2 separate regions of the Homo sapiens genome follow, and region 1 is linked to region 2. A link is a contact called in ENCODE Hi-C data. All regions are on one chromosome and are shown on one strand. The core of a region is the stretch at or near the end of the contact, and the rest is flanking DNA. Distances in the headings are between cores, read along the strand shown. Region 1 holds the start of ZBED3 (zinc finger BED-type containing 3). Region 2 holds the start of CRHBP (corticotropin releasing hormone binding protein).

The links. A loop is a pair of places that touch in the nucleus more often than their neighbours do. Pooled maps may share reads with other maps.
Region 1: a map of endothelial cell of umbilical vein shows a loop between it and region 2 (2.2-fold over the local background). The contact joins the promoter of ZBED3 here to the promoter of CRHBP in region 2. A Hi-C loop is called at or near these places in 1 of 168 maps with a recorded cell type or tissue (endothelial cell of umbilical vein), 3 of 37 single-sample maps with no recorded cell type and 2 of 50 pooled maps.

Annotation. Positions count from the first base shown.
Region 1 is chr5:77,082,715-77,088,534 of GRCh38, reverse strand. ZBED3 (zinc finger BED-type containing 3) reads left to right here and starts at 1,250. Exons shown (of 3, transcript NM_032367.4): 1 at 1,250-1,424. It overlaps ZBED3-AS1 (ZBED3 antisense RNA 1), which reads right to left and starts at 1,820. Exons shown (of 3, transcript NR_182763.1): 1 at 916-1,820. It also overlaps a transcript of PDE8B not described here. RefSeq lists enhancers at 1-387, 388-990, 991-1,592 and a silencer at 1,409-1,578.
Region 2 is chr5:76,949,719-76,955,312 of GRCh38, reverse strand. It overlaps CRHBP (corticotropin releasing hormone binding protein), which reads right to left and starts at 2,268. Exons shown (of 7, transcript NM_001882.4): 1 at 2,098-2,268; 2 at 1,619-1,712; 3 at 1,127-1,284. The coding sequence starts at 2,178. It also overlaps a transcript of S100Z not described here. RefSeq lists an enhancer at 856-1,542.

The sequences.
Region 1 (5,820 bases), core at 1-2,500, 130 kb before region 2:
CCTAATAAACACCCCCAACCTTCCCCCAACTCCTCTACCCCCGCCCCCACCCCGGCACTCACCATCCTTCAAGTCCATGTGTGACCTGATTCTTCTGGGAGGTGAGACAAGAGCTGAGATACAGAAACTGTCACACTGACCCTCTGCGCTTGCAAAAAGGCAGAGGGTCTATTGAGCTGGTTAACACTTAAGCCGTCAGCTGATGGTAAGGCTAAAAGAGCACACTGTAACACACGCCCATTTGGGCTCCGGGAATCACGGGATCCTGCCCCTGGACACTGCCGTGGGGCTGGAAGCCCAGCGCCCCAGCTTTTGCACCCTGGCTCCTGCACCCGTCCGTCTGCATGCTCCACCTCCCATAAGGGGTTTCAGCAGGCAGAGACCGAACACACGAGCCACAACCCTGTTGCACGTCCTGCAAAGGGCTGTGGGAGGGCGGGGGCCGGGAGGAAATCAGGGAACTCTCCTGTTTCATTGTCACAAGACTTGCAAGGCTTCCTTAAGAGAGGGGTACACTTCCCCACCCACTGACAGCAAGTTTTGACCAATAGAAAGTGAGCAGAACTGAGGCATGCGGAATGTGAGTTTGGAAAGCAGCTTGTGCCAGTCATGTACAGGAGCTAATTGTTAAATTTCCAGGAACTTGGCAAGCCACTTGTTGGACTGTTTGTAGCTTGAAATCGGCCATTGTGGGAGCATTTACATCATAGAAATAGCAAACACTACATATCTGGACTTCCCCCTTCTCCCTCAAAGTTGGTTTACCAGCCCAGCAGGGAGCATGGCCCAGAAAAGTTGACCTTTCAGCCTGGAGTGAAGAAAACTGGTGGAGTACTGCCAAAGCTCCCTGCAGCCACAGTAATTCGCTTGAGAAATGGACCTTTAAGCCACTGAGTTGCAGGGGTTGTTCGTTACCTGAGCATCATCTAGCCAAAGCTGGTACACCATGCTGGTGTTTTGGTGAACACCAATAAGCGCCGCCTTCATCTGTCCCAACCTAGGTTGGAGGGATTTCTTCCAATAACTTGTGACATCATGCGCCTACAGCCTGCAAAGATGCAAACCGCGCTCTGAGACTCAGGCCCGGGAATTCAGGTCTTGGAAGGTTAATGCAAAGTTGTAAAACAATAGTTACATTTCAACCACACTCAGCTATTGCGTCATCTTAAAACCCTGGCCAACACAAATCTGTCGCTCGCGATCCTTGGCGGTTTCAGAGCGACTCCCCTACCGCTTTCGGGCGAAGGCCACACGTGACGGCCCCCCTTTCCCCGCAGACGTGTGAATGCAGCGCTGTGTCTTTAAGGGGCACGCGCGGAGGTTTTCCGTCCGGGACAAAATGTCAGCGAGGCGCCTGGAGGGGGATCTACCATCTCGGACTCCCGACCCGCCGCCGGCTCCGGCCGCGTTTCCCGGGTAAAGGGGTGAGTGTGGGCTTCCAGACTCGGTGGCGAGGCGGGCTGGGCCGGGCAGCGGGGAGCGCAGGTGAGCAGCGACCGCGGACGCCCCTGCCGGCCTCCCTGGCACCCGCGCGGGGCGTGCCCTTCGCTGGGCTGCCCTTCTCCGGGCCGGCTGTCGCGACTGTGAGAAAGCAGGTGGGCCCGGGATTCTGTGGCAAGGCCCCGCTCACCGTCTTCCAGTGCCTCATTCTTGCTCCTTCCCTGCACTCCTCTTTCGACAAGCTTGTTCGGAATGTGGAAATTCGTCACCACTCTCCTGCTCTCCCTTTATTAAAGTTGTCTGATTACAGTCTTTTCACTGGGCAAGTGACTGGACGCCCTGCAGTGGGTTCTTTCTGTAACTGGGACTTGCTTGATGTCGCCCACTTTCGGAGGGAGAAAGCGAATGCAAGCCAAAAGCTTACACCAGAATCCCCACCCCTCCCCCACCCCTCATGGCCCCCAAACAAAAGAATTTTCCGCTCCTTTCGGAGTCCGCTGGAGCAGTTTCTGTGATTTCTTGCACGAACCAAATGCCCGAGGCTTAGCAAAGCAAAAACCCCCTTGAAGGAAAAAAATAAATACTTACCACTAGTCGAATTTCTAATGAGCCAAGACTACAAAGATAAGGTGTTTAAGAGAAACAGTTGTAGAAACAGCTTAATACATTGACCTAATTAGGGTAATTATTTTCTGCTGTTTTTATTCATATGCTGACACCTTTTGGAGGCAAGAATAGCTTGAGGCAGCCAAGAATAAAAAAAAAAGTAGACAGCAATACGTATTATAAAAAGACCAAAAGCCCAAGCCAGGTAATTCTCAATTTAAAAATTAAATTAAAAAAATCTTTGAGTCACAAAGGCCTTCAAAGTAGGGCAGCTTTAAATTCCTATAACTCAGATTAAATTATGCATTTTTACAAGATAAAATGGATCACCACCTTAATCTTTAGGACCATATCTATTAAGCAAAGTAATGCAGACCTGAAATAAAGGTCCACTTTAAGGGCAGAACACTTCACAATTTTCATTTTTAAAAGTGCATTAATAGAGAGAGAGAGTGCTTCTCTGCCTTTTAGCTAATGGTAGAAATATCTAAGAGTTTGGCTTATGCCATTTAGGAAACAACTCTGATTCACCCCTTAATTACCTGTGAGTCCAGTGTATTTTTTACAGTCCACATATAACCTTTTTCTAAATTTTTACACATTTTACCATTTATTCCCCAACTCAGGTTTTACAGTTTGGAGGCATTTTTACTTGTCTTTTAACTTCAGCTAAGCCTTCAGCCTGGTGATTCCAGACTAATTTTTCTAATTGTCTGGATCTCTTTATAAATAGATTAATATATGGCAGTAAACTAATATTTCAACAGAGATGGACGGATAACAGATGAACTGTGGTTTTCTTGACACTTCAGTTGTCAACTCTAATTACTTGTATTAATTATTATGCTCTGCTTTCATTAAAGTCACTGGTGGATGAAGTAAAAGAAAATGTTTTTAGTGTTTCCACATATGTCTGTGTGAATTTCACGTTAGTGTGAATTTCTCATCTAAGATCCAGGCTCAACCAACATATATTGATTTAAACTCTGCCTGGTCAACCCAACTACAGTAAGTAGCCTTGAGTATAGAAGGACAAATAGAGGTGTAGTTAATCTGCTATGTCCTTTTGAGAACAGTGCCTGGTTCTTTGGCCTTTAGCCTGCCAAATATTTTTTATGTGCACAAGCATAAGTATAAAATAATACAATCAACTTTTGTAGGTGCTTTATAGGATGAGTCTCAATATTATAGTCATACCTTGTGTATATGCCCATGTTTATACAGATTATTCATCCAGGTTTTGATCTCTTCCTTTATTCTTTATATTGGTATTCAGGGACATCATACTGAGGAATCTGGGATTTAATCTGATAGTTCATCAGAAGGATAGAACTTCTTCAGAAATTGAGTCAAATGGAGAGATAATTAATGTGAATTTATTGTCTTCCACAGGCTTAGATTTAAGAACTCCTTCCAAATAATGGATACTCAAATGAAACTCAGCTATAGCAAGTGCAGAGGCATGGTACCAGCAACACTACTCTCTCTCCTTCCTTGAAATATCTAAAATCTACATTTGTCTTTTCAGTTTTTTTCACCCTGAAATTACACTCAAAAATTTCCACTGTTAATTTCATGTTAGCAGTGCTTTTATTTAGCTTCAAGAAACTTTCTTTTAAAATAGGAGCTTGGAAGCCTCGTTATACAACTGAGGAACTGGAACTTCATTAGAGTCGAGTACTAAGGGTAATGTGTTTTGGTGATGGACAACAATGCGTTTGTGCCCTGTGGGGCATGGGAGGGGAAGGGATGCTGAACTGCATGAACTTTTGTGTTAGGGCCCCTAAGACATCAGCTCCCAGGAGCTGCCCATGCCCACCCCTTCCCCAGTGGAGATTATGTGACGGAATTCACCCGAAGGAGTGAGCACTGATTTCACCTTTACCACAGTGTGTTAGTAATCTGTTTTCGCGCTGCTGATAAAGACATACCCAAGACTGGGCAATTTATAAAAGAAAGACGTTTAATGGACTTAAAGTTCCACGTGGCTAGGGAGGCCTAACAGTCATGGCGGAAGGCGGAAGGCGAAAGGCACTTCTTACCTGGCTGCGGCATGAGCTATAATGAGGGTCAAGCGAAAAGGGCTTCTCGTTTATAAAACCATCAGATCTCGTGAGATTTATTCACTAGCACAAGAACAGTATGGGAGAAACCGCGCTCGTGATTCAATTATCTCTCACCAGTTCCATCCCACAACACGTGGGAATTATGGGAGTAGGATTCAGGATGAGATTTGGGTGGGGACACAGCCAAACCATATCACACAGGTATCAGAATTATTGTTGGAAGCATCTCTTTCCCAACCAGACCGTACGCTTCCTGAGGGCAAAGACTATGTGACGTTCCTCTTGGAATGCTTGGCAGAAAGCACGCACCTGACCTTAGCAGGTGCACAATGAGCATTTGAATGAGAGTTGGATGGAGTGAATGGATGTAAGCAAAATACTCATTCATTGGCATCTTTGTGTTAGTTTAAAAATTTTTTCAAGGAAAAATTAAGGGAGCTTTTTTCATTTTCTTATTAGCTAACCACAGAATTAATGATATGCATTCTCATTGGGTATTTGGTAAGGAAGAAACGCGTTATCACAGGGCTTTGGCTAATTAAACCTCCCCATTATCTTATTTTACCCTAGTGATAAATAACCTATTTTGCATGAAGTTCAATTTAGGAAGTGAAAATAAATTTAAGGGGTAAGGGTCTTGGATCTGTTACTCTTTTTTATTTGCTCTTTGTAGTCAATTCCCAAGGGGATTCCTCCAACTTAGACTACTTACTCTGTTGAATAACATAATGTCAGATGGAAAAACAACTGCCTTTTAGCCATTAAAATCTTAACGTGGGCATGTCTGAGCAGTAAATATCGGTAGTTTCTTTATTGTTCATGTCTTAAATTTATATAACACCGGAGAGTCCAACAGTGACATCATTTGCACTATCTATGATCTCAGCCACCTGTTTAGAGGCAAATAATCTTATTATTTCTCTTGACAGATGGGAAGATTGAGACTCGGGTGGGCTGGGGCTAAAGAAACAGAGTCAGGTTCACTTCACTTAATGCAGCATCCCCCAAGTGTCTACCCTGTGCCAGGGAGATGAATGGGATGAGCTCCTCTTCCATGACATCCTGGGTGTGAACACAGAATCTCCTTCTGCAGAGCACAGCAAACCACGTGACAATGAGCAGCCTCACATGCTGGGTTTCCTCCTCCAAGCGGCGCAGCAGTGGGCTTCCCCATGGGACTGTCCCACCAGCCTCCACAGTTAAGGCTGGGCTGGCCCTGCCTGAGCTCACATGCTTGAGGAGCCAAGGGTTGTTTTGCTTTTTTGTTTTTGTTTTTTGTTTTTCTGAGATGGAGTTTCGCTCTTACTACCCAGGCTGGAGTACAATCGTGCAATCTCGGCTCACTGCAACCTCCGCCTCCCAGGTTCAAGCGATTCTCCTGCCTCAGCCTCCCGAGTAGCTGGGACTACAGGCACCCACCACCACGCCTAGCTAATTTTTTGTATTTTTAGTAGAGACGGGGTTTCACCATGTTGGCCAGGCTGGTCTTGAACTCCTGACCTCAGGTGATCTACCTGCCTTGGCCTCCCAAAGGGCTGGGATTACAGGTGTGAGCCACCACACCCAGGCCCAAGGGTTGTTTTATAAAATTATTTTTTATTTATGTAGAGATCCTGTGATATACACACTTTCCCTAAATGTATACACGTGATCACATGCATGCTTTCTTAGTACCTCATTGCTTTTACTTTTGTGTTTACCTCTTCCC
Region 2 (5,594 bases), core at 1,019-3,518:
CACAAAAGCATAATTTAGGTTTCGTGCAGCTTCTCTCTTTCCTCTAGTCATTGAAATGTGAACAAAATATCTTGAAAATAGATAGCAAAAGAAAAAACTGGAGCAGCAACTTTACCTGCTAATGACTATATACACCCATTTTTCTCATTTTTTAAAAATATCATCACATATTACTTTAAAATGTCAAGAACTGCTTCAACAGCCAGGCAATGATGGCTGGTATGCTACCTGGAACATTTTTCCTTCACTTGTTAAAGTTTGCAGTTGAACAAAGGGTCAGAGTCTATTGACTTGACCCTCAAAATCACCACAGGTCTCCAGTTTAACGAGTCCAATCTAGTCCACATTAGCAAAATTACCAACAACCCAGCTACAAATTATTTCTAACGCATGTGACAGGTTCCAAAATAATCCTACTTTGGAGATGTTAATCATGATTATTTTAATTGGACAGTAGAGCTCCATCAGCCATCCCATGCTGCCCTGTTATACTTATGGAGTCTGACGACTGGAATCGAGGAGGCAGTGAGCTTAGGGGTCTTGTCCTGCCCTCCCACCTATCTCAATCTAGATGCCCCCTCGGCAGCCAGTCCCCTACTGCTCCAAAATCGGGTCACCCGCGCACTGAAGACAGCCTCTGTGCTCTCGGAACGGCTCTGCCGAGCGTGGACCAGCAGGAGCGAGGCGGGCTCAGATGTGAGACGTGTGGGGCGGGCCTTCTAACCAAGACGGCCCGCTTGGTGGACCCCAGCACTCGAGCTTGTTGGGTTTTAATCATTTTTCCTCGGCCCTGGATTGCGTCAGAGTTCCGCGCTGCGAGTTCAAGTCTTTAGAAGTTCCTAGGGCCTCGAAAGCGCCCAGAAGGGAATTTAAACCATGGCAGCGTCCAGAGGCACCGGCCCCAGCCCCACTGGATGTGTGTGGGTCGAGGTCTTCGGGTAAGGGCGAGATTCTCGCCGTGTGGGGGTCCTCGAACGCGCCTCTCCGACTCGGGCACCAGCGAAGTGTCTAAGAAGTGCCACTGGCTACCTACGCTCAGCAGCCCCACGCTGGGTGCAGCGCCCCAGCCCTTTCCAACCCTCCCGTGCCGCCCTCCGGCTAGGTTGGCTGGCCGTGGGCGCCTCACCTTCAGGAAGTCGCCGCCCTGACAGTCGATGGAGACCTGGTCGTAGTGGATGGTAATGAACTCCTCGGGCTCGCTGATGAAGAAGGCTGCGCAGTGCAGCTGCGGCCGGTCGGCGGTGAAGGTGAACTGGCCCTGGAGGCTCAGCATGTCCAGGCACCCTGGGGGAGGAGGGCATGGGGCAATAAGTCCCGGGCTGCAGCCGCCGCAGCGCCGTCCTCGGGCGGCCGCTCTCCGCGCGCCCCATTCCCGGGCTCTGTAGTGCCCAGCGCCCCGACTTCCAGCCTAGGCTGCGCTGGGTTCCTGCGCCCCGGGCGCGCCACCCTCTCCCGCTCCTGGCGCGCCTCCGCGGACCGATCCTTAGCTAAGGGGACCGCGCCCCTGGCGGTTCCGGCCAGCCCCTTCCCCGAGATGTCCGCGAGCCCTCTGCCCCCCGCACAGAGTCCCACCTTCCCCGCGTCCCGGGCGCCCGCGAGCCGGGCAGCCTCGACTCACGCAGAGCGCGGCGGTACGGCTGCTCCCCAGCCAGCTCCCGCTTCAGGTTGGCGCTGAAGAGCAGGAAAGGATCGTAGTCCGCCGCTTCCCTCAGCTGGCAAGAAACATAGGTCAGTCCGGAAAAGTTCAAGGGCTGGGGATAAAAAAGGGGACCAGGAGCGGGGCACCCTCCCTGCCACTCAGCATAGCGAATAAAGAGAGAGGGGTAATGTTTTCCCGTGTCCGGAGAAGACGGGAAGGTCTTAGACCCTCTCCATCAGGCCAGGGTATCCCCAGCGGCCAGAGGAAGGCAGGCAGGCAGTCTGGGATGCTCAGAGGCAAGGAGGGAGAACAGGATAGGGGAAACCAGGGGCAAGACAGCATCCAGCAGAGAGGGAAGAAACAGCGAACCCCAAAAGGCTGCGAGCAGAGGCAGCCTGCCTGCCGCCTAGGGCTAACACGCAAGGAAGGTGAGATGGGTCAGTCCAGGGGTGGCTCACCTCTAGGTACCGGCTTTCCCCTCTTAGAGCCGTCAGGAAGATGAGAATGAAGTGACACTGAAGTTTGAAGTTGGGCGACATGCTGGCCTTGCCTCTGCAGCTGCTGTGCTCTGCTCCGGAGGTCCTGGGCTTTCCTTCCTACACCCTCGCGCAGACTGAGAGCTAGAAGCTGGTAGGGTCCCTTTGCTGGGTCTCTTTTATAGAGCAGTGGGGAGCGGAGGCTCTCTGCCCCTTAACTGATCGGAGCTCAGTAACCATGGGTTACCCTGTCTCATTGACAGAGTACGTGGCGATGACGAGGGTCCAGCTCTCAGCCACAAATTTTCAGCGTGGCCCAGCATTATTCACCAAGAATGATTTCAGTCACTACAACTTAGTGCACTAAAGTGTTGGAGAATGAGGCGGAGACAAAGAATAAGGGAGTGCATTTTGTTGACCTGCTAAATGCTACATTATACTTTTCTGTGGGCATTCAGGGAATTTTCCATTTTGCAAATCAAAGTGACAAAGTTACATACACGCATAAAATACCCAAACATATAGAGCCTATATTATGCAGCCTCATCACATAACCTTGGATGAAACCATGCTAGAAATTGTCAAAGAATTTAGTATTCATGGAATTTCTCATGTCTCTCAGTAAGAAACTTGAGGCATTTTCAGCTTTAAAGAGGTGGAACAGAAGCAGAAGTCTGATTTTGCAGAAGATTGCAGTAATGCAATTATAAGCTTTCTTCCTGCCCCTTACTCTTTGCTTTATCCTGGTCCAGTTTCTTATAGGCATTTCTTTCATGGAAAACTAACTCTGGTGTCAGGGGACTTCTGGATTTTAGCTGAGCTCTGTCACTTGACCTGGATGTTTACATGATGTACACACTCCTAGACCAGGTAGCTGTAGCCATGACCTTCGCATCCATCTGAACCACTGAGAGATGAGATTAAGTCATTCCATTTCGTGCCTTCAAATACCTGGATTACTTTAACACTCTGGTAGAAGGAACTGCCAGGAAGCTTTATTGTAACTGCTCACCAGCAAATTTGCAGGGCTAAAAAGATGACTTAGGGATCCGGAAATAAGTATAAGCTTATCTCTGCTTATCAGGAGAGAAGAGAATTTCTTCTTTGTGTCCAAAACTGTGGGAAACATGAGGATGCTCCACTATTGGCTTTCCTACCCCTTTCCAGTCTCTGCACCAAGCATTGTTATTACAATTATTACAAATAGACCATAATACAGAGTTATAAAGGAAGGAATGGCTATATTTTCAGTTTTAAAATACTCGAAATTAAACAGTAATTATCCTGGCAGTGTCAGAACTTGATTATTTTCATGTCAGGACAATTCTGAGCTCTGGAGAGGCGGCCTCTTTGTTGGTTTAATCAGGAGGCCTTCGTGCCACAGTCCAACTTTGTAAGCAGTCCTCAGACCACAGACAGTGAGAGGGAAAAGAGTACCTAAAGCTCATGGACACTGGCCACCATGTCCTTCTCATCCCAAGGGCTGTTTAGATGCCTGAATTTTGAAAAGGTTATAAAGAAACCTGGGAGGAATAAAAGAGGAGAAAAACAAACAACTTAACCCCAACTTGCTGGCCTCAAACATGCCAGGCCATCTTCAGCTCTATCTCCCACCCTTTTTGTGCCTAGAGGGAGCCTTAGGCCCACTCACCAGGCATGCCACAGGCCCTCTTCTCTTTCCCATTGATGTAGCCACAGCCCTTGGCCTGTTCCCAGAATTCAGTCCAGCACCCACCTTGGAGACCTCTGCCTTTACCTCTTAGGGGGTCTGGCACCTGATGTCACTCCAGCTCAATGTTGCTTTGTTAGCATCACCAAGGAGACATTCTTCTCCAGCCAGCCCCTTTACAAGCATATGCACATGTGCACATGTGCACACACACATGCACGCATGCACGTGCACAGACAACAGTGATGTTCCCACCCTGCTGTCATGATGCCCACTCCTCAGGAACCACACACAGCAAGAGCTGGGATGAATGAGCACTAACATAGTGACTGATTTTACAAACATCATAGCATAGCATCTGATTTTACTTAATCCACAAATTATAGTACAAGATGGACCTCATTCCCACCAAATTCTAGGTGGATAAATTAATGTGTAGTTTTCACCAGTTTGGTAAATATCTACTAAGCCAGTGGAAACTACCTTTTCTAAAAAAAAAAAAATTAATGGTAATTAAAAGATGGAAACTACAAGCTATCGAGAAAAACTAAGAAGATTAAATTGGAAGACAAGGAGAAGCCAGGTAGCCATTCTCTCTGAGAGAAAGTATTAAAAATAGGTGAGAGAAATGGAAGAGTAATTTGGATTAGGCCGAAGAAAAATTTTCTGGGCAATAAGTAGGCCTATGTGTGAAGACTAAGGATAAATTATTTTCATGGACTGCTTTGGTCATTCAAACAATTAGCTTAATATTTGAAAGTTGTTTGTTCAAGCAAACTGGATTTTTTTTTTAAATATGTTCTGGGAAAACTCAGAGTCCCCAAGTATGCTGATTGGAAATTACCTGTATGTTAACCTCCATTACTTTCAAATATTTCAGTTTTTCTCCATATTTTTCCAGATAGCTTCTCCAGTGTTGATGTTATACAGTCCCGGATAGGTGTTTTTTGGGTCTTCGACTATTGTTAGGCAGGGTTAATACTTTCTTTTTGTTAGGTAGGAATAAGACATTTTTTCTTTCACAAAGCCCCAGAGCAAATTGTCACCTATGTTAAGCCTGAAGGCCAGGGTGGCCACACAATAGCAGATCCATATTCAATCCATGGACATGGGGGCAGGTGCAGAATTTAAAATTGTGCCTAGACTGATGAGACACACACAGAGAACTTCTGACACTTCATGGCAGAGCCTCCACAGGCTGCACTTGGCTTTCACAGTCACATTATAGGCCATGTTTTCAGGGTGACCACAAAATCCCTATGCACGCAAGTTAGAAGTTGTAATATGACCTGTGATAATAAATTTTTTCTTTTATTTATCACGTCAACTTAGAACATCACTAATCCATGCTTTAGATGAACTTCCTTTTTCCTTTCCTGATTAATCGATTAGTTGAAATGTTAGAAAATAGAACATATCATTGCGTTCTTTAAGAAATAAAGACTACTGAATAAAACTCATTGTAGTTAGCCAACAACAACAACCACCAAATAGTTTTCCATTGCTTTCAAGATGATTTGTTTGAATGAATGTAGCTATTATTTTTATTTTATTGTGGTAAGAAGAGTTAAAACACGAGATCTACTCTCTTAAAAGATATTTAAGTGCACAACACAATATTATCAACTATAGGCACAACGTTGTACAACAGATCTCTGGAACTTATTCATCTTGCATAGCTGAAACTTTATACCCATTATTAGCGATTCCCCATTTTACCCTCCTCCCAATCCCTGCAACCATCATTCTACTGTCTTCTTCTACGAGTCTCACTATTTTAGATAGCTCATGTAAGTGTAATCGTACAGTA